Linked DNA regions of Homo sapiens: region 1 is linked to region 2. The links are chromatin loops, found by intact Hi-C in ENCODE. Cell type or tissue: lower leg skin. All regions are shown on one strand. Links, peaks and the distances in the headings refer to the core of each region. The heading gives the core; the rest is flanking DNA. Region 1 overlaps PCNX2 (pecanex 2). Region 2 overlaps PCNX2 (pecanex 2).

Region 1 (15,747 bases), core at 4,804-9,803, 53 kb after region 2:
AACACAAAACACAAAACAATAGATGCTGGTGAGGCTGCAGAGAAAAGGGAACATTTATACACTGTTGATGGGAATGTAAATTAGTCTAGCCACTGTGGAAAGCAGTTTGGAGATTTCTCAAAGCACTTTAAATCAGAACTACCTTTCAACTCAGCAATCCCATTACCGGGTATATATACTCAAATAAAATAAATCGTTATACCAAACAGACACATGCACTCATATGTTCACTGCAGCACTATTCACAATAGCAATGACATGGAATCAACCTAGGTGCCCATCAACAGTAGACTGGATAAAGAAAATGGGGGTACATATACACCATGGAATACTATGCAGCCATAAAGAAAAATAAAATCATGTCCTTTGCAGCAACGTAGATGCAGTTGGATGCCATTATCCTAAGCAAATTAATGCAGGAATAGAAAACCAAATACCAGATGTTCTCACTTATAAAAGGGAGCTAAACGTTTGGTACTAATGGACATACAGAAGGCAACAATAGACACTGGGGACTGGTAGACATTGCAGGTAGAAAAGGGGACAAAGGTTGAAAAACTGTTGAGTCCTATGAGCAGTACCTCAGTGATGGGACCAATCATACCTCATATCTCAGCATCACACAATATATCCATGTAACAAACCTGCATATGTACCCCCAAATCTAAAATGAAAATTGAAATTATATTTAAAAAGGAATATACTAAAATAAAAGAACTTTTAAGAAAAGCTCTCAAAAGAGCTGAGATTCAGAAATTCAGAGAGCAGGACAGTTCTATTGTATTATTGCACTGAAGACACTTATTTCCACCATCTCTCGTGACATTTTCTGGCATCTGTGCTAAATGTAGGGGAATTATCCCTTCTGTGATTACTCTATAGAGTTTTATCACTAGTTCCCTGTTCAATAACCTTCTCCAAACTAAGCCCCCTAAATTAGATTCTTAAAATTCAGAAAAGTGCACGGAATGCACACCTAAAACACAGAACCTACCACTCTAGAAAAAAAATATTTCGTAAACATTTATTTAGGAATGTGAAAAGGCATGGATATTCACAAAACTAATGCTAGAGATTCTCATCCAAAGAACCGAGATAACTGATCATCTTTAGATAATGGTGTTCAATCTGGGAAAACATGACAACTTGTTTTTGGCTAAAAGATGTCCTTTTGTCACAGTGAGGGTTTGAACAGGTATGAATTGGCTCCTGCTCACCTTTCTAGCATTACCTATAACCACTTCCAAACTACCTGCTGAGAACTACATCGGATGACTTGGTGCTTCTTTGTCATCACATCTGCTGCTCCTTAGCAGGTAAGGCCCTTCCTCTTTCTCCTCCATTGAGCTGACCCAGACTCCAACCTGACACCAGTGCCTCTCCTCTGGTCCTTAACCTGGCCCTTGCAGGACACTGTCATAACATTCATTTCATGCGATACTCATTTCACATGAGCTCCTTCCATACCTGTCTTCTCTGTGAGGCTCCCAGCATCTTAAGGTGGGGGCTTCATTTCTGTATTCTTGGTACCTACACTAGTGCATGACATGTAATCAGTGCTAAATAAATGTCTCCTGAATAACTAAGAGACTGTATGTACTAGCTACTTGCATATTCACCTGAATGCCTCCACCACCAGACCAAAAAGTCCTTCCAGGCTTCCCTGTTTTAGTAAACACACCTCTGCCCATGCAGACACTCGATCTAGAAACTTGGGGGGCACACAGAGCCTCCCCTCTTACTCACCCCTAACAGCTAGCCCTTCTGATTCCACCTCCCAGTCTCTGGGCACTTCCCTGTCTCTGCCATCATCTGCTTGGGTGTCCACAATGCAGTCCTAAATGGTTTCCCTGCTTCTACTTTTGTCTTCCCCCAGTATATTCTCCACACAGCCACCAGACCAATCTCTTAAAGTGTAGAGAGGGTCAACCATTCCCTCCTCCAGAGTCCCTACATGGTTCCCCATAACATAGAGAATAACATATAGTCCCTGACACTGGCGGGGAGATCTCACATTACTGGGCTTCCAGCTGCCTCATGTCAAGTTGCCGCAAGCGCTGGTCAGCCCTAGTCACTTGAGTCCTCCCAGATGCCAGGAGTGCTCTGAGATGCCGCCTGACTCATGCACTTAGCAGGTATCAGTCCCTGCACTGGGGACATTCTTCCTCCTGCTCTCCTCTCCAGGCCCTCCTCGACCATCCCATTGAATGTGGCACCTCCTCACCCTCATCCTCTGCAGTGACTTTGGGTTCCAGAACCCTATTTACTTCTTTCATAGCACCTGCTCCAAGCTATAATAAGTTTGTCTGTTTACTTGTTTACTTTAGGTGTCTCTCACTGGGGGTAAGCTTCATGGTGATAAGACTCTTTTATGTCACGTGTCCATTGCATCTCCAGTATTGAAACACTGCCTGATACAGAGGAGATGTTCAGAAAACATGCAATGAGTAAAGGAATAAACAACATAGGAGAAGGCAACAGGTACATCACTTATGCCACTTTCTGCATCCCGCATAACTCCAGCTCCTCATTTGCGGGAAAACTGGAGTTATACTTTCAAGATTCAGGCAGACTCAATAACCATAAAGCAATGAGGATTCATGAAGTGCCTTCTACATGATCTCATTTAAACCACACAGCAACATTATAAGGCAGCCATTCTCATTATTATTATTTTGCAGATAGGAAAGAAAAGCTCTAAGACCTTAAATGATTTGCACGCAACAGATCCCAACACCTGTGACCCACAGAACAAGGTCGGGCTGACTCCATTTGGAACCCCAAATGATGTTCCCCACAACCTCCTGTGGCTTCTGAGTTTTTCCCAGAAGGATTAAAATCAATATCCTGATTTGCTAATAAAACCAATGTCCTGGTTTGCTAATCCACAAGTTTACATGCCATTCTATGTTTTATGTTTTTATTCCTTCAGATGACTGTAGTTTATTTATATCAAGGTAGTGGTGGCAAGCTCACTTTCAGTAGGAAGACATTAAGTTTTTCCTGTTTAACAGTGACTTCTTCCTAAAGTTTTGCTTGATAATTAACTCAAGCAACCAACTTTCAACAGTTTCTACAATGAAGAAATTCTTACCTCGGAATTCCAGTCCTCGAAGTTGAAAGGTGACAAGACCATTTCCAATTTCAATCAGGTGAACAAAGGCATTGAGGTCATCTGAAGCCAAAATAAAGCAATCGCCAGAGCTGTAGTTGCCCCAACGTCCAAGAACTAAGTCTCCACAGAGGGACTCCTGGAGGGTCCTTGTCAAGTGTTCATAAAAAATGGAATTGAGATTGTTGTCATCATTCCCTAAAGGCAGACAAGAAATATGATCAGTGAATGCCTACTCCTTGCTGTGTATCCAGACCTAGGAAACAGTGAGTTGTCATCTGATTAAGGGTAAAATCAGACTCTTTATATACATAAAAGAGGAAAGATGTGTTCTTCCCACATTTTAGTGGATTATATGAGACCCTCCAATTTTTTCCCTCAATATTCTCTCTGTGTAATTTATAGGCCATAAGCAGCATCGATTTATATATATGTGCTATAATATATAATACAAACAATCATTGCTAGTATTATTTGTTAAATACAAATAAATATTTGACATATTATATAACATATAAGTTATTATACTATATATAAATGGATACCATTTGTTCTTAAACTATATATAAATTAAAAATTCAGGTTTATTGAAGAATAATTTGTGTAGGGTAAAATTCATCCATTTTAGTGTACTATTCTATGAGTCTTGAAAAATGCACATAGTCATATAACCAGCGCTTAGAATAATGCATTCATCTGTTGTATATATGAGTGTGTTCTGTTTCACCTTTGAGTAGTATCCCTCTGTATGCATGTGCTACAGTTTGTTTATCCATTCAGCTGCTGAAGGACACTTGGGTTGTTTCCAGTTTTGGTGATTATGGGTAAAACCACTACCAAGAGTCATGAACAGGAGTTTGTGTGAATATGACTCTCCCCATTTCTCTTGAGTAAATGCTTAGGAGCAGGACTGCTGTTCTCCAAAGTGGCTGTACCCTATTTGCATTTCCCCAGCAGTGATTGAGAGCTCTAATTCTGCATCCTTGCCAGGACTTGGAATTGTCCACTGTTGCTTGTTTGTTTAACTTTGGCCATTTTAATTGGGTGGATAATGACATCCAAGGAAGGGTGAAGGAGGAAGCAGCAAAGAAGATGGAATGATGGAATACCTTGCTTCCCGGTGGACAGCCAGGGGTGCGTGTTGAGTGGGGGTGAAATTAGGAGTGCGTAGTGCATTTCCTATATCCTCCCTGCTGAGCCCTGACTCTTTTCCCTCCTTTCATGGGATCTCTCAAGATGAGGGATATAAGATTTTTTAAAGAGAAGATTGGATAACATGGGAAGTCTTCCTGGTCTGTGGTCCTGTGGGTGGAGTAAGCATTGGGAGAAGCCTAGGCAAAATGTTCACGTTCATGACTTTTATTCTAGGAGTAGCTTTTCTTTGGGAGAGGAAATTATGGCTCTGGAAAGCCATAGGCATAGTTGTCCTAAACAGGAAACGCCTAAAGCAAAACTCAATGCTCCCTCCTGGATCGTCTATTTGAGTGGAGACAGACATTCGGGGAGGACAGGGATGAAGACTGCAGATCTGACCGAAGCATCCCTGCTTTGTATCCATGGGAACTGGGGCAAAATCAGGGTGCGGAAGGCAGGGAGTGGTACAAGAAGGTGAAGATGCCCCAAGTGCGCTTACATAAGGAAGATCACCAATCCACCTCTAAGAAATCTACAGAATAACACTATCAAATTATGAGTATCTTTGCTGGCCACTCATGACAGTTGAAAGCTGAATCAAAACTAGAGCATTTATAACTTAATTATGATTAATGGAAAGAAACTGTTCTGTGGGCTGACTCATGCCATGTAGTCTAATAATGTATCAGTATGCTTAATCTTCTATGCAGATGAAGCCTCCTTGACCTGCACTGTATTCATTTTCTCTAATGAAGCAGCACGCATCCTGAGACACTAATTAAAGACACCTTTCAGTCTCTGGCACTTTGAAAGGAAAGGCCTGAATGAGAGAATTAGCCTTTGCTTAATTGTTGAAACTGTTCAATATTTAAATAAAACAAAACAATTGAAATCACTAAAAGTAGAGATTCAACTCAGGGCATCTTTTTAGAACACATTGACCACACATTTGCATAATTAGATTAAAATGAGACAGCAACTATGATTAACTAACAGCACAATGTGCTTGGGAAACTGTCCCTCTGCCTTGTATCAATAGCCTTGTAACATCACAGTCCCACAGCTGCACCTCAGAGATATCAGTACCTCTCCTCCCTCATTGTACTGACATAAAGTTCAACAAAAAATAAGCTTCTCTCTCCAGGTATCTCAAATTTCGAATTTTGATTTCGAATTAATCATGTAGATGCAATTCAAATATAGATAATGAGCACGATACAATTGTTCCTAGACAGATTTTGGGTCACAAAGAAGGGAGTGAGGAGGACAAAAATAGAGAACAGTTAAAATTTGCATTCTAATATGAGGAAAGAAGAAATAGAATGGTTAAAAAAGGAGATTGATTATGGAAAGAAAAAAGTAAAATAATTTTCTAGCAGGTACATCCTTTCATAGCTTAATGTTGACCAAAGTTTCTGAAACCTTCTAGATCCTGGATCATGGAATGCTTTACCTTTAAGGATATTATCATGCTGATGTTTTTCCAAAGAATTTTTTTTTCCTAAAAGACGAATCTCAAGGTTTATAGTCTGTGTTTGAGGTTTACTGCACACGAACTAAAATGTCTTGATTAACAGGGGTATGCAATACTGAGCAAGGTCCTAATCAATTCTAAATAGCGGAGCAATGCATTGTCAAACCAAATCAGGTTGCTTGATCACTCTACCTGCACAGTTTTATTCCACATTCAGCAGATTAACTAAGATGTGCATTGTCTCCACAATGAGTACAGAGTGAGTATTTAATTCTTCCTTTTGAGAATCCATCCATACAACAATAAATAGTTGAAAAAGAGAGAAGAGATCTTCTTACCTGGATCTCTTTCAATTTGGACTGCCAGTCTTGTGTTGGAATTATCCACTCGCCTTGTACTAGAAGAGGCCACAAAAGGGTAAAAGGTCATGATTAGATCCCCCCAAGCAGAAGAGTTGGTTTATAGAACCAGCTGCATGAGTGGAAAATGCAAAGGTGACAGATCTCACAGGTTAAGACGATTGCTGTAGTTTTACCACACTGCAGGAAGAGAGGAGTCTCATGATAAGAGATAGAGGGAGCAGTACAAGAAACACATGGAAGGGAGAGATGAGTAGCTCTCTGATTTGGAGAGAACGGTCTTGTGTCTTAATCAATTTGGAGCACCAGATCTGCAAAATCAAAGCAAGTATTTAGGCTGAGCACGGTGGCTCATGCCTGTAATCCCAACACTTAGGGAGGCTGAGGCAGGCAGATCATTTGAAGTCAGGAGCTTGGTACCAGTCTGGCAAACAGTGTGAAACTCCATCTCTACTAAAAATACAAAAAGATTAGCCATGTGTGGTGGCACACTCCTATAATCTCAGCTACTTGGGAGGCTGAACTTGAATCCAGGAGGCCGAGGTCGCAGTGAGCCGAGATTGCACCACTGCACTCCAACCTGGGTGACAGAGCAAGACTCAAAAAAAAAAAAGCAAGTGTTTAAACTGCCAATGTAATGCTACCCACTTTCAGAACTTGAGAACAGTGTCCACAAAGGTATCTTTCTCTTCAAATTGATTTCAGGAAATGGTGGTGAGTAGTCAACGTCTCCACCACCTGCTTTCAAGAGTGGGGTATACTCTTATAGACCTTTCTTAGGTTGAACCATGAGAATGAAAGCTCTCGGATCATCTGCAGCCATGGTAACAAGTGGCCACTAGAACCAGCTTTGAACCTATTCCATCATGTAAACACCCCTCAGTGCACAGCTTTTGTAAGGCAGCCAGTCCATGACAACCCCTGGCTTCTGAGAGTTAGCCGACTCACTGCAGACTTGAGGGGCAACTGATGAATAACAGGCTTTTCAAGTAACCACCTATACAGATGCCATCAACCCATGTATGCCTCCAAAACCTCACCAGTCCTTGAACTCCACACATCCCCAAAACCCTTTGTAAGTGCAGCGATCTGCTCTCTTGGAGAGGCTATGCCAGCCTACCTTTGTCCTTTTATTTCCAACAATGAGTGGCGGTCTTTAAAGAATGAAATATGAAATTGACATCAGGCCTATGAAATTGACGATAGTCAACTGTTTATTATCACCTACAAAATGGCAATTTCATATGGTTAAATCTGATATATTCGCCATTAAGAAAGGGCTTCCACAAATATATCAGCATCACACATAGGGTTTACTTAAGGATTTGGGCATAATGAAGGTCCCACTGACAATTGTAGAAAGCCTGGTCTTGAACACATCTGGCTCCTGCTTTTTCTTTTTCTTTTCTTTTCTTTTTTTTTTTTTTTTTTTGAGATGGAGTCTCGCTCTGTCACCAGGATGGAGTGCAGCAGTGCAATCTCGGCTCATGGCAACCTCCGCCTCCTGGGTTCAAGCGATTGTCCTGCCTCAGCCTTCCCAGTAGCTGGGATTACAGACATGCGCCACATGCCCAGCTAATTTTTGTATTCTTAGTAGAGACGGGGTTTTACCATGTTGACCAGGATGGTCTCGCTCTCTCGACCTCATGATCCACCTGCCTTGGCCTCCCAAAGTGCTGGGATTACAGGTGTGAGTCACAGCGCCTGGCCAGCTCCTGCCTTTTCTATCACTCCACCCTTTGCTTTCTTTGCTCCAAGCCTGTTGGTTTTCCTTTTCCACCCCTTCAGCATGCCCAGACCTCTTAGTCCTGTCATTCCTTCCTCTCCAGTATCCTTTGCAAATGTTCCCTCTACTTAGGGATCCCTTTCCATTCCCACTCATTTTTCCTCATTGACTCCTCTCATCCTTCAAGTCTCAGCTCAAGTATCACCTTCTCAGGGAAGCTGCCTTGACTCCTGTGCTGCTTGAGATTCCTTTGTCATGTTCTCTTTCACATGTTGTACCTGTACCTCTCTTTTGGAGCACCTGTCAAGGCTAACATCAATCATAACAATGGCAGCTAACATTTATGTAGCACTTGCTTGTGTCATGTGCCTGTTCTAAGTACTTTATATGTATTGGCTTATTATTGCCTCAAAACTACCCTCTGAGGTAGGTACTCATTATACCCATTCTCACGGCGGATGAGGCAGAGGCACAGAGAAATTAAATAGAGTGCTCAAGGTCACAGATCTAACAGGTGGCACAGCCAGAATATGACCTAGGGAGGCTGGCTTAGGAGCCTTTACTTTACACCACATCATACATCTCTTTGTGTAATTATCTGATGATATCTGACTCTTACATCAGTCCCTAAGTACCATGAGAGTAAGTTTGTTGCTCACAACTGGCACATAGTAGTCACTCAATAAATATTTGCAGAATAAATTATTGAATGGTCAAAGATAAGGCTACTTCTGAAGTTCTTGTCCTTATAATATTTGCTAAGAAGAAACAAGACTAGCTGCCAGTCAATGCTGCATATGTGGCTTATGTTTAAACATGATCATTGACATATTCTGTATAATTTAATAAATGAAAAGCACTTGTCAGAAATGGTGCTTAAGAAGAAACCTAAGAATGCAGCCTTCTTTTGTGAACTTGTCTTTTGGGAATAAAAACAGATAAAAAGATATTTGGTTGGAACTATAATTTGAATAAATGAAAAGGCTTGTCTTCAGAAAAAAAAAGTATTCTTTCTTTTCATGTATGTCTTAGACATTTGGGAACCATCTAGGCAAGATCCTGTTGAGTTCTGTGATGCTACGGATGGATTGGAGAGAAGAAATACTGTGTTACATTTCAGAAAGGCTGTGAACCCAAGTATGCTGTTCTATTACAGCTTTAGTTTTCCTTACAAATACTCTCATAGCAGCTTTGAAAAATGAAAGATCTCAGGGTAGCAGAAAATCCAGCAACCAACAAAATTCTTTTTAATGAAGGCTGAAGTCCCACGTCTGCATAGTTAGTCCCTAAATGGAATTTTAATTTCACCTTAAGACCTACCACAAATGGAATTTTCAAGCAGCAGAATAAACAACTTTTAAAGGAGGATTAAGACAAAAGAAAATCATTTACTAAACTCCTTAGGGAACTAAAACACCTTCTAAAACTATGTTCACTGGAAAGCTATCTTTTCAGAAGCCTATAGAACACAGTCTAAATTCTGATGAGCAATAACTAAGTTAAGCTGCCTGTGTACCCCCAGGACCTCTGGCTCTCCACACATTCTCTAAGAGGGTGGACTGTCAGCCACACTGGGTAATTTGAGTTTTCTCCAGTGCTTTCCTCCTGTAAATTTGGTGCTTACCCCTCAAAGGTGCTAATTAGCTCAGTAATTGGATTTCTGCCTTAACTGTCCAATCAAATGAACATCAGCTCTGTAGCTCAAAGAGGAAACAGGGCTTATAGCTCACTCCCCAATCTCAGTGGGAACATGCAATCCTGGTACACATTAGGCATGCGTCTGCATGCATGGTCTTCCTAGCACTTGCCTGACAAAGTCACTGTGCATTGCTGGCTAATGCTGTCCTGAGCACTACAGAACAAGAGTCGTATAACAGGACTCTCCAGAGAAGCGGACTTACTGAGAAGCACCCCTCTTTTATGTTAATACAAAATGCAGAGAGCAGAGCTGGCTTCTTCCCTTCAAACTTGGCCTTTCCACCCCATGGCCAGTCTCTCTAAGTCAAGCACCTTCTCTCTCAGTTTCATCTGAACAACTTAAATAATTTAAAAGTAATTTTCTATATTGATAATGCTTCAAATTCCCCTTTGTCAGTACACACAGTCTATGGTAAAAGTTGTCTTATTTTTTGGTGAGGAAATACTGCTGGCCGGAGTGAGAAGTTTGGTGGGGGTCTGTTCATATAGCAAATCCAAGACAGAGTTAAAAATAGACTGTAATTCTATTCATAGGCAGACCAACCTTAAAGAAATCTGGACAATGAAAAGGCAGCCAGAGTTTAAATACAGGGGTACTGTCTCCTTTAAAATTGATTATATGCACAAGGTACAGCTAGGTTTGTTTTTCTGCCCTTAATTGCTGCTGCTACTAACAATCGTATTAGCTCTTGCAAAGTCAATGGCACTCTGCTGTCACCACGCAGCTCAGAATGATTTGGCACGAGACATTTCCTGAGGACATACTGCTGTACACCCATCAGGGTGAGCACTGCCTCGGATCAGCGCCTTCAGGTGACCTCCAGCCTTACTGGGCCTGGGTTTTGACTTTTCATACATTTGCCCTCCAAGACCACAAACAGCTCAGTTTGGCTGTTTCTTTTTTCAGGTTTGGCAGATGGTCTTGAATAAAAATGGTTATGAGTGCTGGGTGCTTTCCTTCTACTGGATTTTGATCTGAATTTTCAGTACTTTGAAGGTTTTGAGCAACCAACAACTTTGAGTTTAAAGAAAGTTTTGTTGGTTTTTTTCTTTATATTTATTTTTGTTGTTATTGTTTTGTATTTGTTTTTGTTTTTTTTGAGACAGAGTCTTACTCTGTCGCCCAGGCTGGAGTGCAGTGGTGCGATCTTGGCTCACTGCAACCTCCGCCTCCTGGGTTCAAGCGATTCCCCTGCCTCAGCCTCCCGAGTAGCTGGGATCACAGGCATGCACCACTACGCCCAGCTAATTTTTGTATTTTTAGTAGAGATGGGGTTTCACCATGTTGGCCAGGCTGGTCTCAAACTCCTGACCTCAGGTGATCCACCTGCCTCGGCCTCCCAAAGTGCTGGGATTACAGGCATGAGCCACTGCGCCTAGCCCCTTTCTTTGTATTTTACCCAGTTTTCTTTAGCTGCCCTCACTGGGGAAAATTGGTTGTAAACACCTAGCATGTCATTACTAGAAATTGAACTACTATTGTAGTTTGTAAGAACTATGAAAGTGAGCTCCTTTTTAATTGCCTAATATATAATCAGTGTTTCTTCATATCCCATGGGCACCTGAAAAGGTTTTTTTCATTTTCTATATGTATATGTGTTTGTGCATGTGTGTATATATTCTGTAGTATATATTGAAGTTACATTATGTTATTTATTTCTTCTATATGCTTATCTAATTTTTGATCACTTGATGGGTCATGAACTAAGAAAAGTGAGTCACATTTTCTACCACTACTGTGTTTCTATTTTTTAAATAAAATTTCTTTTTTTCCATATAAGTTTTGCTACGTGACTTAATGCATTGATATTCATAGCTTATATTTTCATTGTGAATTTTAGTCTTTGGCATTATAAAATGTTTTTAATCCTAATGGCTTTTGCCCCAAATACATCTGTGTTCAATATTAAGCCACAACAGTAGCTTTAATTTGTTTGCACTTGCCTAATGCTTTCACTTATTCTTTGATTTTCAGCTGTTCCAAGTCACCATATTTAAGGTATGTCTTTTCGCTGGGTGTCCAGGCAGATGTATTTGGTCATATTCCATCTTCATAGTTTATGTTATTATGCTAATTGTATTGTTTCTTTGATTTTTAAACACATTACACTATAGTCTGATTATAAAATTATAAAGACAATTCTACAGAATCAGAAATAATAAGGCAATACTATGAACAACTTTGTGCCAATAAATTTGAAAACATAAATGAAATAGGTAATCCCCTACAAAGCTGTAACATACTAAAAGTAACTCCAGAATAAAAACAAAAGAAGAGGCCGGGCACGGTGGCTCATGCCTGTAATCCCAGCAATTTGGGAGGCTGAGGTGGGTGGATCATTTGAGGTCAGGAGTTTCAAGACCAGCCTGGCCAACACAGTGAAACCCTGTCTCTACTAAAAATATGAAAATTAGCAGGGTGTGGTGGCACACCCTTGTAATCCCAGCTACTCGGAAGGTGGAGGCAGGAGAATCTCTTGAACCTGGGAGGCGAGGCTGCAGTGAGCCAAGATTGTACCACTGTACTCCAGCCTGGGAGACAGAGCAAGACTCTGTCTTCAACAACAACAACAACGAAGAAGAATAGCCCTGTAATTATTGAACAAATAGAATGAGTAGTTAAATAAATACCAAACATACAAAAATATACACATTTGATGAGAATGATTGTTTTAAAAAAGGGAAAAAAGGTAAAGGAGAAAGAGAGGCAGGGAGAGAGAATGAGAGTGGGGGAGAGAAAAGAGAGCTAATAAAAGTTAACCATACTGAAAAATAGGAGTACAACTACATATTACTCCATTGTTGCTGTATAGAATTCTTCTATTGGTCATACATACTGTTATTAATTAGTATCCATTCTTTCTGTTGCTTCTGAATACTTTAAAGATCTTTTTTGATATTAGTGCTGTGAAACCTCACTATTTTGTGTAGAAATGTGAATTTATTTTAGTTTATTATGGTCATGACTTAGATTCCTGAAATTGAGGATTCATGTCTTTCATCAATTTTGAAAATTTTCTATTATTTTCTCTTAAAACTGTGCTTCTCCCTATTTGTTTTATGCCTTCTTCCAGGAACTTCTAGACTTCTAGTTGACATCTTTCATTTTGTCCTCTAAGTCTCTTAACCTCCCTGGAATATTTCCCATTTCTTTATCTTTCTCTGCTGCATTCTGGCCAGTTTTCTTAGATTGACTGCTTTCTAGTTTAGCTGTGTTTAATTTACTATTTAACTTGTCTATTACAGTATACATTTTAATGACTATATGCATTTATTTTTATAAGCCATTTGTTCCAATTTGTCTTTTTTTTCATAACATCTTGGCCTTTTAGTTTTATTTCTTCTTATACAACTTTTTATTCTAAATATATATATGATTATTTCTTTACTTATCTTTAGTTTTGGAGAGTCGAAATCTGCTATTTATTTTATTTCCTGGTTCTTGTTCACAGTGAATATTTTTCTTTTGTATTGCGTAGTACTGGATTGAGAGCTCCTTTCCAGTCAGTTTTTATTGTGGAATTAGTTGAAGATATGTCATGTCCTTTAAGAATAATTTTACACTGGCTTCATCAGCAACTCTAGGGGTTTTACACACCAGTACCATTTTTGTGTTAACTTCTCAATGTGACAATTTCCAAATATGGGTAGTATCGTTTTGAACTCCAAGCCCGCATGTGACAAAAGATTAGTATTGTCCATTCACAATGGAGACTTGTCCCCACTCTTCCCTCTCTCTGACCAGTTGAGATTTCTTGTTCCTTCTCTGTGTTGGGTGTTTCACTTCTTCACTGATGGGGAAGACCTTCAGGGCTACAGCTTTATGTGGAAGTCTTAGTTGAAACTTTCTGCTTCTGTAGGACTAACGCTTCATCACCTAGCCTGGCATAGATTTTAAAATGTCAGTCCCTATGTTACTGAGACTCACAGCCCCGACCCACCACCCACCCCATTCTTCCCAGGCAGTGATAGTGGGTTTTGCTGTTTTCTGCTCCCTCTTTCTTTCTAGCCCTTGGGAATTTTCCAACTTTATTATTATGCTCAAACATGTATCTAGGAGGAATTTTACCATCTATCATTTTTTGATACTTTTAGCAGGTATAAAAGTTTTGAGATTATCTAGTCTGCTACATCTCTGGAACTGAAAACTTCTAAACCAGATTTTCATAAAGAAAAGATAATACAAGTTAGCCATACTGAAAAAATAGGAGTACAACCACATATTACTCCACTGTTGCTGTGTAGAAGTCTTCTACTGATCTTTGTGAATTTTAGTCTTAGTTATACAACTTTTCAAAGTAATTAATTATTAAGTTAAAAAACTAAAATTTTTTTTTCATTTTATGTTTATAAAGCTTGCTGAGTTTTATACCACTCTCTCCACAAGGATCTTATCATGACAGGGTCTGAATCAACATTTTTTCTCTCTGTTTACATTCCCTCAGTGCTTTTCTGGTTTCTTCTATTATCCTATAGATAAACTGTAAAATACACTCGGCAACCACACTGTGTTCAGCCTACCTCAAGGTGAAGTTTCTAAGATTCTGTGTAAACATACATGTGTGCTCACAGGCAGCCATATGGACATAATGAGGCAATTCTCTTACCTCCTAATGTTATTGTAAAAGTCTATTTCCTGAAAGTCTATTTGAGGCCTGCAATGAAAGAATACCCTATACAGAATACTGGTATCCAACATATTATGTTTTCATCATACCATATGAAACTGCAGTAGAGAAAGCTAAGCACGAATAAGAACAATGAATACATGCAGATTGGTTGTATTCTTCCGGAAATATGGAGTTGGTGTATTTTTCCTTATTCCTCTACTTGGTACAACGAAAACCCTGGATTTTACATGTTATAAAAACACCTTCTGAAAGGTAAAAGGAAAAAGTAGAGCATCTGGGCATCATGGGATCCAAGGAAAAACACTGTGGTGAGTTTCTCTGTTTTTATTTTTGCCTCACGTAGCCCAGAAACACCTACAGAAGCAAAAGAAAAAAAAAAAGCATCAACAAACCCCTGATCTGTCTAGCCTGAAAGTCAGGAAAGGCGCAGGCTAAAAAGACAGAAAATTGTAGGTCATAACCTCTCTGTAACAGCCAAATACCACAGATAAAACCATAGCCCTATGCCTATCTGTATCAGTGATAGCAGCAGAAGGGAGACAAATTCCTAGGCAGATAGGGGTGGGTCCCTGGTGAAACCCAACCTTCAAACCAAAGACAAATTAAAGCCTGAAAACCAAGCTGCCAGTTCTAGATAAAGTCCCCAACTGCAGTGAGAACTTCCTCCATGCCTTTCAGCCAATTGAATGGTGCTTTTTGACCAATCAGCATGCACTCCCCCATTCCGAGCCCATAAAAACCCTGGACTCAGCCACACTTTGGGACTACCCACCTTTGGGTAGGGGGTACCCACTTAGGGTCCTCTTTCTGCTGAGAGCTGTTCCGTCACTCAGTAAAACTCTTCTCTGCCTTACTCAGTCTCTGATTGTCTACATAACCTCATTCTTCTCAGACACAGGACAAAATCCTGGGACCCACCAAATGGCAGGTGTGAAAAGCACTGTCACACATCTCTGACCAGCTCACTGAGCTGTGGGCAGTGACATGCTCCTGTTCACTGGACCATGGGAAAGAAGAGCTGTGATCCTTCTGGGGGCCCAGACCTCCAGGCTTCCTGAGCCAGAGCTGTGACAAAGCTATAACACCCCCTTGGGGCTTTTTCTGGTTGCTGGCATCTCTGAGTTTTTAGGTGCCACCATATTCCCCTCATCCAGCGAGGGCACTTAAGGCAGAAGCTGCCTGTGGTATGCCTAGTCCAGCTGCAGCCTCACATGAAGGAGGCATCTGTGCTGGCATCTGGAGCTGCCTGCCCAGCCCCACTGCAGCAGCCTGTGTGCCTGGCTGTGCACTGTGGTCAGACCTCACACCCACTTGCACACACACCCTTCACCATTTTACCCAGGATATGGGATCCAGGCCAGTAGCGCAAACCAAGCACGGCCTGCTGGGCTGAATGGGTGGAGCCTGGTGAAGTGGCCTCCCAAAGAATCCTGTGTCACCAGCAAAGACTGAGTGAGGAACCTAGACTTCCTCCCTTGCCAGGCAATAATGAGGTGCCTCTTCCCCTCCTGTTGAGATGGTGCCAAAAGAGACTGAGTTCAGACTTTCATAATTTTCCTGGGTAAGGAGGCCACATGGGGAGCAGTAATGAGGTACCACTATCCCTCCCATTC
Region 2 (15,747 bases), core at 7,011-12,010:
ACTTTCTCCAGTCCACACAAGTCACCTGGAAGTACTGGCAAATGACAGATGCTTAGGCATTTCACCATTTGGAAGCTACTTTGCATTTCCCCACCTGGAAAGTCACTCCCATGATCCTGAAACACATTTTTCATGTGATAAGAAATGTTAACTAAACAATGAGATACTGGAGGCCTGGGAGCTGCATGGGAGGCCTCCAGCAGGTGTCCTGCAGGGCCTCAGAGTAAACAGCATGGGGTGGGTGGGGCAGGGGGAGATCTTTTTTCCTTTCTTTTGAGCAGCGGATACCACCTATTTTGTCTATTTACCTATCTATCTACCTACCTAGCTTTCTTTCTGTCCTCTATCAATCAGTCCCTATCTACCTATCTAGCATCTGTGGAAGGAAAATAAAATCTCCCCAAACTCATATGCCAAAGGAAAAAGTCAAGCCTGGGAACTGAGACATGCAAAACTGTCTCCCTCCCAATTTGCTTGCAGAGAAATTCCTTGTGGGCCCCAAGATCTTTACTCTAAAACAGTTCTGTTAAATTTCACCCTGACAATGTAAATGAACAGCTTACCTTTACAAATGCGGGACAAAGATAGGACTAGGAGTCCTCCATCTGCTCACCTGAGACAAAGGCACACATGACTCCTTCTTCAACTCTATGTTTACTTTATGTAAAAATGCAGATCTGCGGAGCTGGACATGAATGTACAATTGACTGTTTCTCTACCTACGCTTTTTACATGTAAAATGTGGATTCAGTGAAGGTTGATGAAAGCCTCAAAGGCTGGTCACAGTGGTTGCAAAATACCCCTTTTCCTTATCCCCTGCCCCGCCTTTTTCCCCTATTGCCCATTCTTTCCCCTTTAAATAATGAAGTCCCCAAACCCTCTTTGGAAAAAGTAGCCACAGTTGGGTCTGTCGCTTGTGTCCTTTTTTCCTGGGCACCTCTTTAACCTTGGCAAAATAAACCTCTAAATTAATTGACAGCTGTCTCAGATACTTTTTGATTTATACATATATCCTCTCTTTCTCTCTCTCATATCTTGCTCATGTTTGCATACATCCTACTGTCTCTGTTCAATCCTCTGCCTTGCTCTGGGCACTCCCAGGAGGCAGGGACTGTAACTCCTGGCTCATTTGGTGCAGAGCTAGCAGGAGAAGCATGCACAGAGGCACTTATTAAACGCTTCTGGATGGTGAGGAAGAACTGAGGCCAAAAAGTAAAACCACTAACATGCTCCAGAGGGTAAAGCCAAGGACCAGCAGGAACCAGGGCAGAGCATCCATCTCTTTCATGTTCCCAGGACACTCATCCTCTGGATCTCCTTTTCTAGTCCAACCACCTCCTCCCCAGTGCAGACCACCAGTGGAGTTTTGGAACTTCATCCATCTGGTGGAGTATAACTATTTGGGTGTTAGTTTAAACATAATTTTAAACTTTAGACTCAGCCAGGCTTGGTTGCAGCCACCTCCTAGGTTCCTATCTGTGGGCACCCTTTCTGCCCTCTTTTCTTCTGCTCTGAAATGTCAAGTCTAAGTGGAGGAAGGTGAGAATCAGTGAGAAGCAGGAGAGGGAAGGCAGGAGGCCTGTTTGTGTGCCCCACGGACACTTGGAGAAGAGGGAGACAGTACATGGGCCAATAGCTACAACACAGCCAGACACAGAAGGCACACCATCAAACGGTCATAGAGTGAGAGACGGAAAGATGGAATGGAATGCAGCGACCCCTGGACAGGTGGACAGACAGATGAATGGCTGGCCAAGGTCATGGACAGATGGATAAATGGTAAAAGCTGAATCTAACAGATGGAGAATTGTTTTCCTGAGCAGAACCTACAAGAGTCTGCAAATTTCCGGCATCTATTGTCCCAATGCAAGAAGGTGCTCTCAGAGGTTTAAACAACATCATAACTCAGGGCATTGGTCACTGGGACCAAATAGGACTTCATCGATAGTTTGGAGGCCCCTGCTGCACCCACCTGTTCTCTGTGTCCCTTCACAGGATGACACCCCGTGCTGAGCACCGCCTTTTCTGGGCTGTTCTGCGCTGCTCTCCTGGCTGCCACCACTCGGGGCATTGTTGCCACCTGTCGTCGGGGCCCCTCCTCCGTCCACGTCTTCAATGTTGCCGCCACTGTGCTGGCGGGCATTGCAATCCTTCCGCATCCTGTGGGAGGGAGAAGTCCTTTGAGGATTCTCAGCAACACACTTCCAATCCCCCTAAATGCACCACCATGGCCTTGCCTAAATCGGGATCGAAGAGCGTGCTCTCCAGGTGAGTAGCCCACCTGGCATGCTGGTGGGAAGAGGGGCTGTTGTTCCCAAACCTCAGCATCTAATAAATGAACAGACTGCACCAGGATGAATGGGCTTCCGTCTCAACCTTCCATAAGAACCCTTAGCACTGAGGCTTGATAGGGAGCTCTGTCGTCTTCAGGCAAAACTTCTTAGAATTCATCCCAACTGATTACTACATCCAGGTAAGAAGACTTATTGGATGAGAAATGTGTGCTGGGGATGTTCTTCCAGTTCTTGCTAACAGATGTGGAATGGTTACTGCTAAAGACTCATAACCTTGGCAGCTCTGCAAGAACTCAGCCTGTGCAAATGTGGGGGAAAGAGATTCTCATCCATATGAGATTTTCCATGGATTCATAATCTGAGACTGCTTGCTGAAACAAATGATCTGTTCGATGCCACTTGGGGGTAGCAGTTTTAATCATATGAGAAAATGGTGGCTGACAGTGAAATCTGAACCAGGAGTACAGAGCTCCCTGCATCCCCCACACCTTCCCCCAGCATCTGGACAGAGGCATTTGTTGTAAAAACTTACCTTACCCACTTGGTCCAGAACCAGGTCCTAATTCTGTCCAAAGTGATGGGTCCACCCCAGATGTTCTTCAGCTGCCTGTGTGTCCCTAGGTAGGATGTGGTTAGTGGGGAGACATACATGGGGTACCCCAGGGGCTGATCGCAGGAGGAGTTAATCAAGTTCCGCAGGACCTGCTTATTGTTCTGGATACTGCCGCGCTCCGGATTGCGGTTGCGAAGAAATATAAGCTCCTGCTGCTGCCCGGCCCAAAGTCCTCGGACGCATTCTTTGTTAACCTGCAGGTCAGAGAGGGAACGGGAAGAAAGGCAGAAGGCCTGTGTTTTCCAGTCTATTGGTTTTTTCTTTTTCTTTTTTTTTTTTTTTTTTGAGATAGAGTTTCGCTCTTGTTGCCCAGGCTGGAGTGCAATGGTGCAATCTCAGCTCACTGCAACCTCCGCCTCCCGGATTCAAGCAATTCTCTTGCCTCAGCCTCCCGAGTAGCTGGAATTACAGGCATGTGCCAACACACCTGGCTAATTTTGTATTTTTTAGTAGAGACGGGGTTTCTCCGTGTTGGTCAGGCTGGTCTCGAACTCTTGACCTCAGGTGATCCACACGCCTCGGCCAATCTATTGGTTTTTAACTACAATGAGAGAGCAGGGCTCTGGGACTGAATATCTGTGACTACAAAACTTTGGTGTAAAGCTCTTTTCACAGTTAAGCCAGAAGAGCCATCCTGCAAGACGGATATGATGCCATCTTCATGGGGAAACTGAGAGAGAATGCAGAGAAAGTAGTTTTTGTTTTCACTTAGTGATTTGAAGCTATATGAAAAGAGGAGCCATTGGGAATAAGGCCTTCGGATCCAGGAATGGTTTATGAGAGAAAGGTGTGGGTTCTAGAGAATAAAAAGTCTTTACAAATAAGCTATATCCTGACTCTCACTTACATGTGTGTCTACTGGGTCTTCTTGGCAAAGTCTGTGTCTGTGTGCTGGCTCTGTGAGGTGGAGGGTGATCCTGCCAGGGGAACACAGCACCCAGCCTGGCACCATGCCCTGCCCCACTTGCCAGCCAGCGCTCCTTCCAGAACATCCCTCTGAACAGAGGATGCTGGCACAGAGACTCCTGTGTCAGTGCCCCCCTGCCCACCACCATTCTATTTCTTCTCAGATAGAGAGACACGAGCCAACAGGGGACCCAGAAAGTGTGGCCGCCATACCTTGATCACCTTGAAGCTCAGGAAGCTTCTGTGGAGCATGATGACCTTGTACTCGTCGGCACCCTCGTCCACCACGTGCCGCAGGGTGAGCAGCTCTTCCTTGTTGGACAGCACTGCGCCCCGCCAGGCCGGGTCGCCCTCGTGGCAGATGACCACCTTCTTCTCGAAGGACTGGATGGCCTCGTAGAGGACTGCTGGGTCTTCATACTCGTCAGGGCAAGTGAACTGGTCCTGGTGGGAAGAAGTGTGGGTGTGGGCTGGGCAAGGACCAGAGGAACTCACCCCCAGGAAGCATGCAGATGGCAACTGGCCAGTGACCTCCAAAGCTAAGCTCTTTCCTCATCTTCCTCTCTCCTGTTCTTTTTCCAAATCCTGAGCTCGGCACAGAGGACACCTCTTTATCTCATTGCCCTAACCAATGGAATGTGCCTAGAAAAGAGCTTCATGGCTTAGGTTCCTCTGACCTTTAGATATAGTTTTAGATATAGGTTGGGCACTTTTGCTAAGTCATTGTCTCTGCACAATACCCATCTTTCTTCTAGTGGAATATCACCACCTCCTAGCCTAGCTGCTCTTGAGGGCAAATCACCATTGGCTAAAGTCAAGACTATCTGGACGGCTTCAATGCTTAGTTACCTAAGTAATAAACCCACTTACAGTGCTGTGCAGAGAAAGGAGACCATATTTTTAAAGGCCATTTTTTCCCCTAAAGTTTCAGGCTGATCCTTTTTCTTTTTTTTTCCCCAAGAGACAGGGTCTTGCACTGTCACCCAGGCTGGAGTGCAGTGGCGCAATCATAGATCACTGCAGCCTGAAACTCCCGGGCTCAAGCTATCCTCCCACCTTAACCTCCCGAGTAGCTGAGCGATAGTTTTTTCTAAAAAAATAGGTTTGGCCAGGTGCAGTGGCTCACGCCTGTAATCCCAGCACTTTGGGAGGCTAAGGCGGGCAGATCACTTAAGGTCGGGAGTTCGAGATCAGCCTGACCAACATGGAGAAACCCCATTTCTACTACAAATACAAAATTAGCTGGGCATGGTGGCACATGCCTGTAATCCCAGCTACTTGGGAGGCTGTGGCAGGAGAATCGCTTGAACCCGGGAGGTGGAGGTTGTGGTGAGCCGAGATTGTGCCATTGCACCCCAGCCTGGGCAACAAGAGCGAAACTCCATCTCATAAATAAATAAATAAATAAATAAATAAATAAATAAATAAATAAAATAGGTTTTTACCTGGTGAAGTTTCAGGGACATCCTGATAGCTGGAGCTACAACTTTATGCAGTAGGTCCATGTCAGCAAATACCCACTCGTCACGTGCTGTTATTCTGAAGTCACCTTTGAAGAGGACATGGAGGCCATACAGGAAAGAATCCAGGCTGCAAAACAAAGTCCTATTACTATGGAACAAATTTCAGAATCCTGTCATTGTGAGCAAAGTTTGAGTCTCCCATTTGTCTAAGAATTATCTTAACATTTAGGCTGATATAGCAAGAAAATGAAGATAACAGGACTCATCCCAGTGCACCTAGTGCCTACCCCTACAGCCCATGTTTGGGCCCTCATAAGTGCTAGTGTCATGGCGTGGGCGTTGTCTTCAGTCATTTTAGGAGCCACCAAAGTACTTAATCACTGGATGTGACACTAGGATTCCAGGTCAGAACTGGCCTCACGTGTCCACTCAAAGTTAGAGTGCTAAAACACAGTTTCATCTACCCCAATGAAACCCCAGAGACGACCAGCTCCCCAGAGACGATGATGCTAACCGTGGAGTAATGCAGGAGACTTTCTTCTTCTTCTTTGCATTTCTATGTATCATTCTGGGGCTATGTCATTGGATTCAACCACAATATGGAGAGAGGAAATAAAACTAAATTAAATGTCAAATGGGTCATTTAGGTTCTCAGAGAACATGCATTTCCCAATCCCACCATTTTTTTTAATGATGAGAGGAAGAGGCGGAAGAGTGAGGCTTAAGAGGAAAGATTAAGCAACTTCAACAAAGTCTCAGGATACAAAATCAATGTGCAAAAATCACAAGCATTCATATACACCAATAATAGACAAACAGAGAGCCAAATAATGAGTGAACTCCCATTCACAATTGCTACAAAGAGAATAAAATACCTAGGAATACAACTTACAAGGGATGTGAAGGGCCTCTTCAAGGAGAACTACAAACCACTGCTTAAGGAAATAAGAGAGGACACAAACAAATGGAAAAACATTCCATGCTCATGGATAGGAGAATCAATATTGTGAAAATGGCCATACTGCCCGAAGTAATTTATAGATTCAATGCTATCCCCATCAAGCTACCACTGACTTTCTTCACAGAATTAGAAAAAAATATTTTAATTTCATATGGAACCAGAAAAGAGACTGTATAGCCAATACAATCCTAAGCAAAAAGAACAAAGCTGGAGGCATCACGCTACCTGACTTCAAACTATACTACAAGGCTACAGTAACCAAAACAGCATGGTACTGGTACCAAAACAGATACATAGACCAATGGAACAGAACAGAGGCCTCAGAAATAATGCCACACATTTACAACCATCTGATCTTTGACAAACCTGACAAAAACAAGCAATGGGGAAAGGATTCCCTATTTAATAAATGGTATTGGGAAAACTGGCTAGCCATACGCAGAAAACTGAAACTGGACCCCTTCCTTACACCTTATACAAAAATTAATTCAAGATGGATTAAAGACTTAAATGTTAGACCTAAAACCATAAAAATCTTAGAAGAAAACCTAGGCAATACCATTCAGGACATAGGCATGGGCAAAGACTTCATGACTAAAACAGCAAAAGCAATGGCAACAAAACCCAAAATTGACAAATGGGATCTAATTAAACCAAAGAGCTTCTGCACAGCAAAAGAAACTACCATCAGAGTGAACAGGCAACCTACAGAATGGGAGAAAATTTTTGCAATCTGTCTATCTGACAAAGGGCTAATATCCAGAATCTACAAGGAACTTAAACAAATTTATAAGAAAAAAACAACCCCATCAAAAAGTGAGCAAAGGATATGAACAGATACTTCTCAAAAGAAGACATTTATGCGGCCAACAAACATATGAAAAACAGCTCATCATCACTGGTCATCAGAGAAATGCAAATCAAAACCACAATTAGATACCATCTCACACCAGTTAGAATGGCAATCATTAAAAAGTCAGGAAACAACAGATGCTGGAGAGGATATGGAGAAATACAGACGCTTTTACACTGTTAGTGGGAGTGTAAATTAGTTCAACCATTGTGGAAGACAGTGTGGCGATTCCTCAAGGATCTAGAACCAGAAATACCATTTGACCCAGCAATCCCATTACTGGGTATATACCCAAAGGATTATAAATCATTCCACTATAAAGACACATGCACACGTATGTTTACTGCAGCGCTATTCACAACAGCAAAGACTTGGAACCAACCCAAATGCCCATCAATGATAGACTGGATAAAGAAAATGTGGCATATATACACCATGGAATACTATGAAGCCATAAAAAAGGATGAGTTCATGTCCTTTGCAGGGACATGGATGAAGCTGGAAACCATCATTCTCAACAAAGTAACACAAGAACAGAAAACCAAACACTGCATGTTCTCACTCGTAAGTGGGACCTGAACAACGAGAACACATGAACACAGGGAGGGGAACATCACACACCGGGGCCTGTTGGAGGGTGAGGGGGCTAGAGGAGGGATAGCATTAGGAGAAATAACTAATGTAGATGACGGATTGATGGGTGCAGCAAACCACCATGGTACGTGTATACCTGCACGTTCTGCACATGTATCCCAGAACTTAAAGTATAATTAAAAAAAAAAAGAATTCAATTCCATTGTCTTTCATATTTGGCCAACACTCGATTATATAAAAATTATAGTTCCACACACTTATGTATTTTTTTAAAAAAGAGGGATCTTTCAAGATTATCCGGGTGTTCAGGTTCCTAGGTTTTTCCTGCCGTGCTTCCATTTCCCACACATCACTGAGTGTTGCCAGGATGGAGAACAGGGGTATCACCCAAGGGAAATCTCTCAGAGCCTGGGGCCTTTAAATTTTGGATGAACCTGGGGAGTAGGTTTGGGAAAGCAACTCATCCTACATTCCTAGGAGAGGAAGAACAGTTTCTCCTTTTTTTTTTTTGCTTTGTTTTCTTTCTATAAATATTCTCTATCACGGCCACCTCTTACAACCCTGGTCTCTCACATCCCCAAGAGGTAGTTACGAGGCAAGTACAAGAAACAGCGTCCCTGACAGGGCCGGCCTGGGACAGGATGAACAGGGCATGTGTGTGAAGGGAGTCTCTGAGGACGGCTGCTCCTAAGGATTTAATGAGTTGGCTCACTGAGCAAGGCTTCTGATTCAACACAGCGCATTAGACCTGCACATCAGGGAAATAGTTCCACTGATTGCTATTTTAGCATTTCAACGTGAAATGTACCACTATCATTAATATCTAGGACTCCCTTGAGAAAGAGGCCGCTGAGGCTTCAAGGCTTCAGAGCAGACTGCGGGAAACAGGAACAGCCAGGGGCTGGTCAGGTGGGGTTCGGGGTGCTGTGGCCTAGAGGAGCCTGGAATCTTCCAGAAAAGGATCCAAGAAGCTATCAAAAGCTTTCTGGGGCCGTGAGCTTTAGCAACTGCCTAGGAGGCACCAAGAAGGCTGTTTTACAACAGCAGAGTCAGGCTGCAGGTAGGCTGATGCCGAGAGTGGAGGCTTCGAAACATGAATAATGACCGCTACCTGCTCTCAAAAGAAAACATTTGGAAATGCTCACAGCATCAGATAGGAGCTAAGTGCTAAAATGAGAGAGCTAACTCCTGAAAAATGGGTGGGATTTATTCAGGAAAGGATTCGGAGGGTCATGATACTTGCTCAGAATGGCCTGGCATATGCATAAGAGAAAAAGCTTTCTCCAGATGTAGAGATGGGGATAGTGGAAAAGGAAGATTAACACCCAGACACCCAGAGCAACATCCACAGACAAAAGAGAAGAGCCAGGAATCGCAGGCATCAGCCTAGTGTTTGCCCAGCTGCGTGTGCCCGGCAGCCGTCAAGTGCTCACTCAGCAGCAGGAGAAAGGCAGCCTCCACAGGAGCCTCTCTAAGAGGCTTGAGTTCCATCAAAGGCCACCAACAATGGATATTTTCCCTGTCATTTCTATTTTCAGAGAAAATGAGACATTGTGGTGCTTCATGCTATTCCATTATTGAAATGATTCTCAATGTAGAAAACAAACTCTGAGTTAGAATTCCACTAGATCAGGGAAATTATCCACAGCACCTTAGAGATCAAGGCATCCTAAAAGGAAGGTGTTTCATTACCTGGCTTTTTTCCCCCTGAGAGAATGAAGAGGGGAAGGTGGTGAGCTGTGACAAGCCAAGCGGGGGTGGCGGGCAGCAGAGGTCCGCAGGACACCTGCAGTGCATTTCTGTTTTGGAGCTTCACAGGGCTATGTCTTTTCAAAGCTCTATGGAGAAATGACAGGCTCCCACCCTCAGGCCAACAGCTGGAGCTGGGCTTTTATTACTGGGAAATAGTGTTGCATCTGAGTCATTGAAGGTTGGCCTTCCTGGGGACTAAAACAGCCCCCACTCGCACGCCTGTGGAGGATGTCAGTGAAGCAGGTCATCTTATCATAGTCGGTCAGCTGGGAAGTCAGTGGCGTGGGATTCCACAGGGGCAGAGAGGGCAGGCAGGGCCCTGAAAAAACTCGGCACATGTGTAATCATGTGTTAGGGGAGCAGGTCCACACATAGAAGACCAAAGACTATGGCAATGAGATAACCAGGCACCAGCTTCCATGGCACCATGGAAGTGCTAAATACTGTCATAAATAAAAACAGCATTAGAAAAATGTCACGCTTTCAGATGACGATGAGGAGCTAACACTTGAGGACATTTCCTTTTTAACTGGAAAAAGCTGGAGTGTACTGCGTAGGCTGTAACTGCGCTACTCGGCACAGAATGAACCCATCACTTGCTGTCCTTCTGGTTCCTCACCCACTTCATATGACATAGCTGGTGGCTGTGCATGTAGAGGGGAGGCTGGGGCCTCAGTGCAAAGCACAATTGTTTACAACCTTCCTGGAAATGGCTGTTCTCTGGCTGGAGGCTGGGGCCATTTCCACGATGCCCAGGACAGCCCCCACCACAAAGAACCATACAGCTCAAAATGTCTACAGTGCTGCTGCTGAGAAACCCTGCTTTTTCAGAGAGACAGAGTAGCAGTGGAGGAGAAGGGCTCCAAGTATTGGACAATGGGGTCCTTATCTTAAGTCTTAATGAACCTTGGGATGCAGAGAGAAACAGCTCTAATGTGGGGATAGTTTCTGCAGGACTCACAGGGGGATCTCCAGCACAATGACTGATTTGTTTAGTTAATTTCCAAACAGGCCTGTACATACTATGTTATTTACAGATTAGCATTGTGAAGCGCCTTCTGCTGCCACGCACTGCCATAAATGGAACGCTTGTAGAACATATGTAAACAATTAAGTGTGATTTGCAGGCTGGGTGTCCCATGTTTACTGATTAGTAACAGAAATACTCAGAGTGTGTGTGCCCATCTACCTTAGTCACTGTCCCAGGCTCAGATAGCATCTCCACCTTGGGTACTGCAGCAAGCTCTCTTCATGTGTGCCTTATTCCTCTCTGTGGAACCCAGCAACCATACACTGGTTTCGCAGTCAATCCCATGCTCCTGACCACACTCTCCTGCTGCAATTCCCCAAACAAAAACAATGATCCAAAGGCATGTACAGTCGCACATGCCTGTAGTCTCAGCGACGTGGAAGGCTGATGTGGGGAGTTCAAGGATGTAGTGCATTCTGACAGCACCTGCGAGTAGCCATTGTACTCCAGCTTGGCAACTAGATGACTAGCACCATCTCTGAGCAACTAAAAGTGAAACAGAAGGAGACACCTTCCATTTGTATGGTGACTTGTGGGTCACTAAGCGCTTTCCATTCCATAGGCTCCTCTCATTCTCACGGATGCATGATGTAATTATTACAACCCTTTCATATGAGAAGAAACAGGCCAGAAAAAGTGGAGAAAGAGAGTAAGATGGGTGGGAGCAAATACTCAGAATCTGATGTCACACTGAAGAAGCACAGGAGAAAACCCACAGCTGCTTCCAGGCCACCTACCTCTCTAGCAAACATGGAGTTGCTTTTATAATGTGTAACTGGAGTCATCTTCTTCTTTTTTTATTTATTTTTTTGAGACGGAGTCTCTCTCTGTTGCCCAGGCTGGAGTGCCGTGGCGTGATCTCAACTCACTGCAACCTCCACCTCCCAGGTTCAAATGATTCTCGCACCTCAGCCTCCCGAGTAGCTGGGATTACAGGCACCTGCCACCATGCCCGGCTAATTTTTTTGTATTTTTAGTAGAGACGGGGTTTCACCATGTTGGCCAGGCTAGTCTTGAAATCCTGACCTCAAGAGATCCACCCACCTCAGCCTCCCTGAGCAGTTGGGATTACAGGCACCTGCCACCATGCCCGGCTATTTTTTTTTGTATTTTTAGTAGAGACAGGGTTTCACCACATTGGCCAGGCTAGTCTCGAACTCCTGACCTCAAGAGATCCACCCACCTCAGCCTCCCAAAGTGCTGAGATTACAGGCGTGAGCCACCGTGCCCAGCCCTGAGTCATCTTCTTAAAGGCCTTCTCAGCTGTGTGAGAATGAACTCATCCCTTTAAAGGCTTCAGTTGAGCCACAATACTGAAAGCACTGTGAGTATAATTCTTGAACTCACCCCCATCTCACCCTCCTAATTGGTATGTATACCCTGCACAGACCCTGAATTGAGAGTGTATTAATACTGCTTTCATGAACTCTTTATCCAAGAAGTTACTCCATTGGCTCTAAAATCAAGACAACCTTTGGTTGGGATCCCAGCTCTCTCCTACCTGGTAAAGAACATTCAGAAAGAACACTCGGTAAAGAACACGTGATGTCCCCCAAATAGCTCCAAGGTGCTTCACTTCCTCTAGAGTTCGGGTGCTACACTGAGAAGCGGCATATGGACCTACAGGGTTGGAGGGATGGGAGCCAGGAGCTCCAAACTGAAGCTTAAATCTTGGTTCTGATACTTGTCTCTTGCCCTCATTGTCATCAATTTCTTTCTGTGTTCACTCATAAGATCAATTACTGCCAGGCATATTTAGAGGCTTGGTGAGGGTCTTGCTAGGAATTTCTTTCCATGGGGGACCCAGTGCACAAGTGGGGTCTGCAGACAATGGGTGCCTGTTGGTGAGGGGGTGGGACAATTCCAAATACACCCCAGTGTCCAGTGTTCACCTTGTCCTATGGGATCAAAGCCTGTGTCTTCAATGACACAGTGGATGTGTCCAAGTAAGCTGGGCACGGAGGGTGCACAGTGGCAGCAACTCCTATCGGAAAAGCACTGGGCTGGCAGGAAAGGGCAAGATGCCATCCCAGGGTTGAAGCATCCCTGAGGTCAGGCCACCCAGAGCATCAGAGCCATGATGCCTGTAGCAGGTGCTGTCAGCAGCTCTCAGCATCACAACCTAGCACAGGACAGGTCCACAAGGAAGCGTGCATAGGTGAGAAGGTGGATGCCCTGGAGCAGCTGGGCCACCCCAGGGAAGTGTCCATGCAGAGCTGGGGGGAGTGTGGTGCGTTCCTGCACAGCAGATGGAGATTAACTGCTGGGAGATGTTGTGGACAGCGGGACAGTGTGGCCAGTAGGAGCAAGGACTCTGGAGTCTGGGCATGACTCTATGGTGAGACTCGCACAAATCACTTCTCTGTGTTTCAGAAATCCCAGCTGCAAAATCGAGCCAATAATACCTATCTCATCATCTCTCATGCCTTCAGAGAAGACGAAATGCATTAACTCTCCTAACTTGCATTAGCACTCTGCCCAGTACCTAGTGGGCACCGCTGTAAGTGTTCACTGATACTGTTATTGTTATTTTCACCCCTGAACTAGTATATTTCAGCAATTAATATCCAGGCCACCTTGGCTTCAGATATAAACTAAGCACATTTGAATTGCAGAATCTCATATAATCACTGGAAATAAATTATGTTGGCTAAAGGATTTCAGTGATATTGGTGATATTGCTTCAAATAAATCATAAGTGTGAAATAATAATTAACAAAATAGAAATAACTAAAATGCAAAATTTAATTAAAAATATATTTGTAAAGTAGTTTGACCTCATGATGTTTTAACAGCAATAGTTCTCTGCTCGGAGGCTCCACATCAAGCGGATCAACTACTATTGTCTGGTGCAAAATCCTTCATAAGCCCGGCCTGATGACCAGGGTTGGGCTGGCTGTAGAAGAATTAATCACTCAGCAGCTTGTTGAAAATCACAGATTTCCAAATCCAAGATCTAGAGAGTCCATGTCACTGGTTTGCGATGGAGCTTGGGGTCTGTATTCTGATCAAGCTCCCTCTGTGATTCTGAGGTTTGGACTCATGGGACCAGAGAACCTGGGGTCTCCTAAAGATGGCAAGACATTTCAGAGAAGCAGGGAGCTGGAACCTGGAGGAGAGCCCATACGCCAGGCCCAGGTGGGAGGGGCTTTGCCACACTGCATTAGAATTTAAGGTCCCAGAAACTTCTGCTCCTTTGTAGGCTATCATTTTTTCCCCCTATGCTTTAGACTTACATATTTTTCTCATGTTCCAAGATTGTGATTTTAGCTTGATAACATGATTTTAATCTCCTAGGTCAGATATTGCATCCTGTTTACTTTATCAGATTCTGATTTCTGAGTTTCCTTAGTCTGGCAAGTGGACCTTAATTTCCCTTTACAAGATGACCCACTGTGACATGACAGCTGGCCCCCGTGGGGGCCTCATCTCCAGTGGAAGCTCAGGAGGAGAAGTTGAGATGATGTCTTGGATTTCTGAAGAGAATATTTCCTCAACACGCTGTGGGTGGGAGGAGTGGGTAGATGGTAGATGGAGTGACCTCAGACCACAACAGTGACCTCCTGCAACAAGGCAGCATGCCACAGCTTGGCAGAGCACACTTCAGTCTGGCTTGTCTCCCTATCACTTTTCAAGATCAAATTTGCTTTAAATTTTCTATCCTCTTGGAAGCTTACTCTACTCTGAGTCAGTAAATTTTCTTTTACAAACAAACCTGTTGCTTCTATAAAATGCAGCCATCTTCTCCTAACCTCGAAGGATGGAACATCAGCTAGAATCCACCTCATCACCTTTCATGTATTTGAAGACAGTAATCAAACCATCTCATACTCTGTGGTCAGTGAAACTATTTTGACTTCCTACTAAAACATCCCATTATATCTAGATGGCTTTCTTCAGTGGGAGACACAGTTTTCCAAGAAGGTATGTCCCAAACCTTAAATCTAAAAAATATAAGTGTCTTCTTGTCACATCCATATGAACCCATTCCATCTCCATAACATATCAACATTTTATTTAAAGACAATTTATATAAAGGTAGTCTTTTGCTCACTTACATTTGGCATCTCATTTAAGATGAATTTCAATGTACTCATCCTCCCTAATTTTGCATGCATATATTTTTCTTTCTTCAGGACTATCCATCAAATCTATGTCAGTTTTGTAAAGTCAAGACATTTCCCCCAACAAATTGGTCAAGTGAAGCATATGTTTAAGACCTGCCTGGAGAGTCAGTGTTCACCATCACCTGATGTGCTTTAGCACTAACTATGTAACAATGACTTGTTGGGTCTCCTACAGTACACCTAAGGACATACTCCCCATTTTAAAGTTATACAACCATATAGCACATATGCAAACACACAATTATGAGCCATTCTTACTTTGCACATGAATATAATCATACTAAAAGATTAGCAAATTGAATCCATCATTGTATAAAAACAATAATATATCATGACCAAGTAGAGCTTATTTCAGAATTGTAAGCATGTTTCAACATGAGGAAATCTACTAATGTAATACAACATTAATATATTAAAGAAGAAGAATAATATCACCCAAATTATGCCCCCCAATTCTATACAAATTCAACATCCTTTCTTGATAAAGCTTTAGCAAGCTAGGAAAAGAAGAAAACTCCCTGCCTTCATAACAGTGGTTTCATAGAAAACCTAAACCAAACCCCATTTTAAAAATTAATTTTAATTTTAAGTTCCGTGGTACATGTGCAGGACGTGCACATGTTCTGGAGAAAAGAATGCTGCACAGAGAGGCCAAGAAGAATCTGAGCAGACTAGCCTTGCTGGGTTTAGGTAATGCCCTTTTTGTCCAATCACATTTCTGCACAGCTGTCCAAGCTTTAATCATGGACAACCAATGACGCTCCATAAAAAGCCCAAAGGACACAGTTCTGGGAGCTTCTAGAGAGCTGAACATGTGCAGGTAGATAGGAAGGTGAAGAAGAATTCATCCACCTGCCTGGAAAGTGGCACACCCCAACTTCACAGGGATGGAAGCTCCTGTGCTCGAGACCCTTCCAGACCTGGCCCTATGCATCTCTTCATCTGGCTGTTTATTTGTATCCTTTAAAATATCCTTCATAATAAACTAGTAAACGTGTTTCCCTGGATTCTGTGAACTGCTCTAGCAAATTCATTGACCCCAAAGAGGGAATTGTGGGACCCCTCATGTAGAAGCCAGTCAGAAGTTCAGGTGGCCCAGACTTGTGGGCCTCAACCTTCAACCTGTGGGTTCTGACACCATCTCTGGTTAGTGT

Evidence for each region. Hi-C counts contacts between places; a loop is a spot of excess contacts. Peaks named below come from ENCODE experiments on the same cell type or tissue, not always from the same donor. Only the 100,000 strongest peaks of a DNase experiment are listed, where the experiment ranks them.
Region 1: it touches region 2 in a loop (14-fold over the local background); 1 of 110 quality-filtered maps calls a loop at or near these places.

The regions. Positions count from the first base shown.
Region 1 is chr1:233,051,174-233,066,920 of GRCh38, forward strand. It overlaps PCNX2 (pecanex 2), which reads right to left. Exons shown (of 34, transcript NM_014801.4): 24 at 6,059-6,117; 25 at 3,095-3,310. Among named protein-coding and RNA genes, the nearest start is that of NTPCR, 110 kb to the left of the region's middle. In lower leg skin, for the core only: no CTCF peak of the experiment used is centred there; no DNase peak of the experiment used is centred there.
Region 2 is chr1:232,996,279-233,012,025 of GRCh38, forward strand. It overlaps PCNX2 (pecanex 2), which reads right to left. Exons shown (of 34, transcript NM_014801.4): 29 at 5,259-5,403; 30 at 4,027-4,257; 31 at 2,827-3,101; 32 at 1,973-2,160. Among named protein-coding and RNA genes, the nearest start is that of NTPCR, 54 kb to the left of the region's middle. In lower leg skin, for the core only: no CTCF peak of the experiment used is centred there; DNase peaks (open chromatin) are centred at 7,703 and 9,563.